Regions from separate parts of the Homo sapiens genome. Here region 2 is linked to region 1. The links are chromatin contacts, found by Hi-C or POLR2A ChIA-PET in ENCODE. All regions are on one chromosome and are shown on one strand. Each heading gives the region's core, a stretch centred on a gene start or an enhancer-like site at or near the end of the contact. The rest is flanking DNA. Distances are from core to core; before and after follow the strand shown. Region 1 overlaps HMGCR (3-hydroxy-3-methylglutaryl-CoA reductase). Region 2 overlaps ANKDD1B (ankyrin repeat and death domain containing 1B).

Region 1 (4,512 bases), core at 1,505-4,004:
AGCTCTTAATGTTGCTTAGATGAGGGTGACTGTCAAGTACAAGCAAGACTGGGACCTTAGAAATCATTGTAGAAACACAGTTTTGAAAGAAAAATACCATGTCTCTAAGCCAACTTTAATTGCTTAAAAGACATTTTTATTTAGTTGAAAAATCTAGTTTTTTTTGTAAACTGTATCAAATCTGTATATGTTGTAATAAAACTTATGCTAGTTTATTGGAAGTGTTCAAGAAATAAAAATCAACTTGTGTACTGATAAAATACTCTAGCCTGGGCCAGAGAAGATAATGTTCTTTAATGTTGTCCAGGAAACCCTGGCTTGCTTGCCGAGCCTAATGAAAGGGAAAGTCAGCTTTCAGAGCCAGTGAAGGAGCCACGTGAATGGCCCTAGAACTGTGCCTAGTTCCTGTGGCCAGGAGGTTGGTGACTGAAACATTCACACAGGGCTCTTTGATGGACCCACGAACGCTCTTAGCTTTCTCAGGGGGTCAGCAGAGTTATTGAATCTTAATTTTTTTTAATGTACAAGTTTTGTATAAATAATAAAGAACTCCTTATTTTGTATTACATCTAATGCTTCAAGTGTTGCTCTTGGAAAGCTGATGATGTCTCTTGTAGAAGATGGACTCTGAAAAACATTCCAGGAAACCATGGCAGCATGGAGAGCCTCTTAGTGATTGTGTCTGCATTGTTATTGTGGAAGATTTACCTTTTCTGTTGTACGTAAAGCTTAAATTGCTTTTGTTGTGACTTTTTAGCCAGTGACTTTTTCTGAGCTTTTCATGGAAGTGGCAGTGAAAAATATGTTGAGTGTTCATTTTAGTGACTGTAATTAATATCTTGCTGGATTAATGTTTTGTACAATTACTAAATTGTATACATTTTGTTATAGAATACTTTTTTCTAGTTTCAGTAAATAATGAAAAGGAAGTTAATACCAATAAGTGTAAGCAGTAACCTTTTTTCTTTGGATTAACCCTAGCCCTGAGGTCTGGAAGCTTGTAAAGTCTGGTCATAGTAGTAACCTGTAATTCATGCTAGGACTCACATGACCATTTATTCTCAAATTCTACAACATTGATTGATAGCAGTATTCTATTACATTAAAATGAGCTCTCTTAGAGGGTTTGATTAGTTCAGATTTATCATCTCAACTAGACATCTTTTGGATAGTGAGAGTGGGAGGGCTAGTTAAGGAGAAGAGGGGCAGCCACAACCAAACAGCCATTGCAAGCATTTAAGCTGTGTGAGCTGAATTGGAGAGGGGAATTTGTACAGCTTGGTATAGCTGAGGATGGCCTCTTTAGAAATTACTGTGAGTCAGTAATTTACAGAAAATTATTGACTACACTTTTGCTGTAATTAGAGGTAAAAAGGTATGTGTGAGCACTAAGAAAGAACCAAGGCCCAGATACTAGAGAATCAGTTTGAGTTTTTCTCTGAAATGACCTGTGGTCACCTGTATGCTCAGCCCTCTCCAGGGTGGAACAGGCTGGACAGAAGAGAGTGAAGGATCTTTAAGCCTGCTCTCTGCCTGGGTGATCTGCTGAGCAATGAGATGCATGTGGCAGGACAGGATGTTTGATTTCAGGAGACGATACAGGATTAAATCTAAGGGGCACATCTCACACTGAAGAGCAAAACACATCAATACCAATCTCCTGAGCATTATGTTCATTGTGGAGATTTTTTCATGACCAGTGTTTCTCGAAGTATGCTCCTACGCTAGGTAAGTCTTGAATTTATTAATTACTTTGCCAGTTAGCAAAAATAATGGGTAACCTCTACACTGGAAGCCGAGAGAAGATGGCAGATGATTTAGTTTACAATTATATATTTAAAGCTTAACGGATTGCTTTTTTCATTTTGGTGTGCTTGGAACACAGCCCTCCTACCCCTATCCCTGCCGCTTGTTTTCCATCCTGAGCAAGTTTGAGAGCTGCAGAGGGAGGTATGGGCACTCTTGCATCAGGATGTGAGTTTTCTAACAGCTGCTCCCTAAGGCCAAAAGAAGAGCCTCACACTAACAGCTGGAGTTAGGAGGCTGAATGCAAAAGATGGCTTTAATACTGCGGCTCTCAAATGAGTGTGCATTTACCCAGAGGACCTGCTTAAACAGACTGCTGGGCCCTGCCCCAGCGATTTCTGATTCTCTTGTTCTGGGGTGGGGCCGGAACGTGGCAGTTAACAGTTGCTGCTGCTGCTGCACTAATAGGTTGGAATTTCAGTATGAGGTGCCTGGTGGGGCTTGAATGAATGGTTTTACAAAACTGTTTATTCAGTAGCACAAGGTTGGGAAACACCTGGGGAGAGACCGAGTGTTGGCTAATAAAAATTTAATTGGAATTAACCCGAGAGATGTAATAACTAACTAGAAAATGTTATTTGAATTTGGTGCTCCTCACACGCCCCCCTCCTGTCCCAGAACAACACTGAAGGTCTTCTCCATCTCTTCAACCTGTGGAGTGACTGCCCCAGAGAGAGGCATTTGCCATCACCTATTCCGTTTACCCTCCTGTTTGTTCCCTGCACTCTGCTGCAAAGGGCCAAATAGGGGGAAAAATTGAGCTCCTGTTAAGGGTATGTATCACTGTCCACTCCCCATCCTCACCCCACCTGCCCTATGAAGTTTGACTCCTTTGAACTTTAATGTCCCAGGATTGTAGTGCTGGAGCAGGATTAGACCCAGGCAACAGCATTCCAGTTGGCTAATTCTGAAGCCAGTTGGCAGGGAGCATAAAAGTAGGAGGGCCTTGTGCCAGCTGCTAAGCATACAAGGTGTGTATGTGTGTGCGCGCCAGCTAACTAAGCATACGGGGTGTGTGTGTGTGTGTGTGTGTGTGTGTCTGTGTGTGTGTGTGTTGGAAGGAAAGCATCGGGAAGTAATCCAAACTAGAAGGGCTATGGTCATCTACCCTGTGTTGATTATGGAAGTCCTTTGCTTTCATGTCACTTGCAAATTTGAAGTGGGCTGGAGTGGAGGTGGGGGGGTTGCAGTTGGGGCAATTCTGTCTCCACTCTAAAATCAGCTGGGATTGTACTCAGTAGAATCCTTGGACACAATAAAGCAAATAGAGTATTAGCCCTGCGTGATGTGTGATGTTCTCCTGTAGCCCTGAAGCTCACGAAGGAATTAACAGAGGAGCCTCTACCTTCCTGCCCATTTCACTGTCTAGACTTGGGCTATAACCTCAAAGGGCTCTTACAATGAAATCAAGCTTTGGTGCACTTCCTCAGTCCTTTCTGATCTAAGACATAACCTGTGAGCTCTCGTTCTTAAAACTCCATCCTCTAATAACAAAAGGTACTCAGATCTGTATGGAGAGCTCGCCTACCTCAGGCCAATCCTCTTTCAACACACCTGGATGCTTTTACCCAGTGGTCCCAAACCTTTTTTTGGCACTAGTGATCGGTTTCATGGAAGACAATTTTTCTACAGATGGGGTGGGGTTGGGAGGATGATTTTGGGATGAAACAGTTCCACCTCAGGTCAGGCATTAGATTCTCATGAGTGCAACTAAATCCCTCACATGCGCAGTTCACAATATGGTTCTTGCTCCTATGAGAATTTAATGCTGCTGCTGATCTGACAGGAGGCAGAGCTCAGCCTAATGCTCGCTCTCCTGCTGCTCACCTCCTGCTGTGCAGCCTGCTTCCTAACAGGACATGGACCAGTACCTTATTCAACTGTACAACAGTTAAATAACTGAAGCTTGCTGGTATAGCCAAGAGAATGGTAATTTTAAATGGAAAGTTATTGGGGGAAAAGCCATCTTTAACTTGCTCAGGACAGCATTTAACTATGCCAGTAGAACTCAAACCTTGAACACCCCATCAGAAAAAGTTCTGGACACGCACCTCCAATAATTTTGTTTTTTGAGACAGTCTCACTCTGTTGCCCAGGCTGGAGTGCAGTGACGCAATCTTAGCTCACTGCAACCTCCGTCTCCCAGGTTCAAGTGATTCTCCTACCTCAAGCCTCCCAAGTAGCTGGGATTACAGACATGCACCACCGTGCATGGCTAATTTTTATATTTTTAGTAGAGACAGGGTCTCACCATGTTGGCCAGGCTGTTAATATTTCTTGATAAATTATATTGAATTATATACATTATCAAACAAAAAATTAAATGATAAAAAATATATAAAAATAAAAGCCAAAGATTTTTTATTCTGTACTGCAGAGATAAATCTTGCCCCCATTTTTTCCAGACTGAGGTCTCTGGAAGGCAGGGACTATGTCTTTTCTTGTTACCTTAAACAAGTGCCTTACATTAAAGGTCTAAGTTTGTTGAATGGCCGAGGCAATAAATTAATATACTCCACACTTATGCCAAACAGAAAACAGTCACAACAGAGGAAGGCAGTGTTGAGGGAGCTGGAAATCCAGAGACTTCCATTCCAGTCCTTGCTATGGCACTGACTAGCTGTGAGACCTTACGCTATTCACTTCCTATCTCGTCTTCAGTTTCCTTGTGAAATGACAGTTGGATTCGCTGGCTTCTAAGGAGGT
Region 2 (4,512 bases), core at 863-3,362, 310 kb after region 1:
AGGGGCAGTTAGCTTAGGTCCACACCAGTGATTTGGGCATTAAGATTTGCAGAAAGTGAACACTCATGGTCTGCAGTAAACCGAAGTTTGTAAAGGATGATTATGTGTATTGACCCATATCAGACATGTGCATTTAGCCTAGAGAGACAGTAAGATTCCCAACTGGACGGTCACTAAGGAAGCAAGCAAGGATTTAACAGTTGGTGTGTCAGTGGGAAGCCAATCTGATTTCTATGTTCCTTGAGACTGTCCTGGGGTGAATGGGTTCATTCTGTAATCAATAGGCTCGCTGTTTAAGTCTGCGCTCCAGAAAGAGGAATTCCTTAAAGCAGGTGGGTGTAGGAGAAAGGGTTGTTGTAGGACACTGCCTTAGGGGAGACTTGGCTGTGCCATGAGCGACACGGCAAATACAGACTCAGAGGGCTTTCTTGGCTAGATGATTCCAAGCAATGGAATCATTTCAGCTGGACTCAAACTGTCATAATTAGTGAAGTCAGGTCAGCTAGATTCCTTAATTTTGTTTTTTGTGGTTAGACGAAAACCTAGGAAACATAGAAAGTTTACTTGGCATTAATCAACTAATTAGCTTTGAAAACAATGAAGCAAACATGTTTCTTGGCAAAGTTTTCTATTCAGAGCACTGCCCTCTCATGGACATCCTAAGACGAGAAGGTGTCCTTGCTCAGGGGTCTATTTGTATTAGGGATTGCTGGGAACTGGGGATGGCAGAAGCACAGTCCATGAGCACACACTATTTATACCACATACAAGTAAATTATGAGACTTTGTATTGCACATTCTTAGGATACATTTTCATGTGAAAAATAGAAGATAATGTATTGAAAACATTGAATACTAACTAGTTTCTAACTAGAAAAATTTTTTTATTGTTAAGATTTCTTTTTTGTCATTAATTAGGCTTATAGTGTTCTGTGAAGTCTTTAGGAAAATTGAGTTGCCTCCTGGAACTCTAACTTGACCTAAAGAGATGACTTGAAAATATAGTGTATCTTCAGAGTACTTGCCAGCAGGATAAGGGGGATTTTAAAGTGTTTCGATGGAACCTTTATGGAGGGCCTGGAGTGTTTATTTCTGCTGGATGAGGGATAGATACATCAGCTCTCTAAGCCATGCATGTTTGATGGAGTTTATAATCTAGTTGGCACAATAACAATGACACTTGCAATTCAATTATATTGTGATCCAGGGTAAGGTTACTGGCACTGGGGAGTTTGTGGGCTTTTGATCAAAGGAGTGACAGACTCATGATGGTATTTAAGAAAAATTAGTTTGTCAAGAGCAAGATTAGGAAAGGAACAGAGGACTTGTCCAGGAGTACATTCTGTAAGTATGCAGTTCCCTCTCCCTGAAATGCCCGCTTCTCCATATCAGTCTGTCCAGTGAACTTCTCCCTCACCCCTGCAGAGCTCAGGCCCTTCCCTTGCACAGCATGTCTGCTCCTGCACACTCTCTCTCAGAGCAAGGAGCCTGTAGTGAAGTCCTGTTGGGAACCACAGAGGCTTTGTGGCTCCCTATCCCGGTACTTCCCCCAACACCTCTCTAGGCTGAGATATGCAGTGAGTATTTATCAAATGAATAATCCTGGCCCAGGGATGCAAACTTCCCTCAGAGTAGCTTCCTTGAGACTGGAGTGGCAGAATGAATGGTGCATGCTTGCTGCTCAGAGTGGGGAATATGGAGCAGCAGTGGCAGCAGCACCCGGGAGTTTGTTAGATGCATGGATTCTTACCCCAGACCTACTGAATCCAAACTTGCATTTTAGTAAGATACCCAGGTGAAATAAGCACTGTGAGTTTGAAGAGCACTGGTCTATGAGAAGTTGCATATTTCATTAAAATTGTTCCCCCTGGGCAGGCACCACAGCTGTCCTCTCTCTTGTACACTCCTTTGGGTGTGTGCCAAGCATAGCAGGTGCATAGCACAGGCTGGAGGGAAAGCAAATGCTGGTCATCATAAAGCAGCACAGCGAGGGCAACTGGAAGGGCTTTTTTCGAAGAGGAACAGGCAAGCAAACAGTCATTCAGAAAGTTTAGTTGGAACTGAGATCACAATGGAAAGAGATAGCAGCTCGTGGTGTTTTACCTCGGACCTCTTGTGCTTGGCACAGGAAATGAAAGCTTCCGTGAACATGGCCACAGGGCTCTGCTTATCTGGCTACACGGGACCCTGATGACTCAGGGTGACCCGGCCAAGCAACTGTATGAAGAGCTGGTACACGCAGGTTTCCCAAAACTAGCTGGTAAGTGACAGTTTCAACAACAGAAATTCTTTCTCCCTTAAAATTTCAGGAAGCAGTCTACAGAAATATCATCCTGACCAGCTACAGCCCCAGCGTGGTGTTAGCTGTGGCTCACACGGAGTATGGAACTATGGAAGGGGCTTGTAAGCTGTCAGCAGCTTCTCCTTTGGGGAATGACCCAGTCAATACTGGTTACTCATTAGCCTGGCAGTTCTGTGTCATCCCCCTACTCAGCATTTGAAAAAGTGTGGGAGTGTTTTTGTTTATGTGTATGTGTGGTGGGGGCAGGTGGGGTGGGGCAGAAGTGCTAAACTATCCCATACAGTTATAGGATTGTTCTCCACGACTAAGAGTTGTCTTGCTCAAAATGCCATTTTACCCCTGTTGATAAACTGCAGGTTAGTGTATTTGAAAATGTTATCTCTAGGTAGAACAAAAAGAGCAGACAGGCTATTACTTTGCCACCTGAGGTTATTGCTAAAAATCAGTCTGCCAAAATCACTGACCATATTGTCAGGAAAGATCCTTTAAAAACTTATCAATAAATTAGGCGGTGTTGTAGCTCTCATGTAATAACAAGCATTCAAGCAAAATACAGGAACATCTGCCATTATTTTCACTGAAGCAGTTTTACCTGGAGCAAGAAGATAAATGAGTGAACACCGACTGATCCAATAGTTTCCAGCAGTAGTAGGTACAAGGAACAATGTGTGGATACTTACCTTCCATCACATGATCTCATAATATTGGAGTTTTTCCCTCAACTTTTACCCTGTTCCCATTGGCCCCGAGAATACTCACCAGTGGTGCTTGCAGCATTTACCCTGAAAAAACTTTGCCATGAATTATCTTGTTTTTATTATTATTTTTGGATCACTCTAGTATATTGACTTTGGAAACAAAAGATATCATTCTACTTATAGCATTCTGGTTTTACTAGTGGTATTTCCATTTACAAAATATGGAAATTCTTGATCATTGAAAATGTCAAGTCCTAGAAAATGTAGCATTCCTATATGTGATGTTAACATCGTTCTCAAACAATTGTTGGCCAAAGATTCATTCCATGAATCCAATTTTTCAGAAATTGATGATTCGGATGATTCAGACTATTCTGATGTTAGTTCTGTTTAGAAATAACTCCAAGAAGTTTGTATATTTGTTTTTCACAATGAAAATCAGATTTGCTTCAGCCTCAAAGAGCGTATTTATGTAAAATTGAAGAAGTGCTGGCAGTGAGCTGCACTTTTTTTTCTAAATGGGAAAAGGGTTAAATGTATTCTTCCTATGAAAGAGGTTCCATAAGAACTCTTAGAGAAGATGAAGATGCAGTCCACTGAACTGGCTAAGGGTATGTGTTCTGACGCAAGGCTGTGTGAGCTCACTCTTGAACTCCAAAGCTGACTGACTGGTTGTAAACCTCGAGCAAGTTCTATGACCTTCCTGTGACAACCTTCTCATTTATTAACTAGGAAAGAAAATAAAAATGTTTACTTCAAAGGGCTGTTGTGGGATTTAATGAATAATAGTGCCTGGTAGACAATCAGTGCTTTAAAAATTTTAGGTATTCATAAATGTTATCTTATTTTTTCCAGAAAAGACTCGTCATTTCAAAAGCAAAACTGACTCAAACTCCAAGAAATGTGTAGTTTCATAAATGCCTAAAGAAATTGTATTTACATGATTTTCCACTCAGCATTCAGTTCTTTTAATGCCATAAATTTCTTCTAGCAGTAGCACTGATTTTCAACTATGATGATGGTGGTGACAGGGAACTCTAACAGATGAAAGAAGAGTAATACCATGATACTTTTCAACCACTAAAAAGTCAAATATAGTTTTTTTTGCTGAGGGCAAGTTGTATGTGATTTTCCCATTTCTATCAATCATTTGATGTAATCCATGTAATAAGATAATCTAGGACGGTTTTGTATGTCATGTTTTTTTAAAAAACTCATGGGAGCAGCATCATGGTACAGTAAAAAAACAAGGGTTTTTATAATAGACAAATATGGTTTTGAACTTGGTTTTGCCACTTATTAGATGTGAACCTTTGGGCATGTTAATGTTGTTTACGTTCTTAGATCTTCAGTTTCCTTCTCTATAAACTGGGAGAGATGTCTATTTAATCCATAGGGTTGGAATGAAGATGAAGGGAAAATGCCTGTGTAGCCTCACGCCCATAGTACGGAAATCAACTGCTATTTCTCTTTCAGTAAGAGAAACTGGGTTTGGAATTTATAGTCATTGTT

The links. A loop is a pair of places that touch in the nucleus more often than their neighbours do. ChIA-PET counts read pairs that join two places held with the same protein, here RNA polymerase II (POLR2A). Pooled maps may share reads with other maps.
Region 2: a map of endothelial cell of hepatic sinusoid shows a loop between it and region 1 (4-fold over the local background). The contact joins two enhancer-like sites. A Hi-C loop is called at or near these places in 5 of 168 maps with a recorded cell type or tissue (Caco-2, GM18951, K562 and 2 more), 18 of 37 single-sample maps with no recorded cell type and 8 of 50 pooled maps. POLR2A ChIA-PET finds 5 or more read pairs at or near these places in 7 of 52 experiments (A549, Panc1, SK-N-SH and 4 more).

The regions. Positions count from the first base shown.
Region 1 is chr5:75,361,162-75,365,673 of GRCh38, forward strand. HMGCR (3-hydroxy-3-methylglutaryl-CoA reductase) reads left to right here. Exons shown (of 20, transcript NM_000859.3): 20 at 1-940. Among named protein-coding and RNA genes, the nearest start is that of HMGCR, 26 kb to the left of the region's middle. Within about 2 kb of position 2,755, at least 3 of the 41 ENCODE cell types and tissues checked have a DNase peak (open chromatin) inside an H3K27ac peak, as active enhancers do.
Region 2 is chr5:75,667,124-75,671,635 of GRCh38, forward strand. It overlaps ANKDD1B (ankyrin repeat and death domain containing 1B), which reads left to right. Exons shown (of 14, transcript NM_001276713.2): 13 at 2,129-2,260; 14 at 3,856-4,512. The coding sequence ends at 3,917. Among named protein-coding and RNA genes, the nearest start is that of POC5, 48 kb to the right of the region's middle. RefSeq lists an enhancer at 1-357. Within about 2 kb of position 2,113, at least 16 of the 41 ENCODE cell types and tissues checked have a DNase peak (open chromatin) inside an H3K27ac peak, as active enhancers do.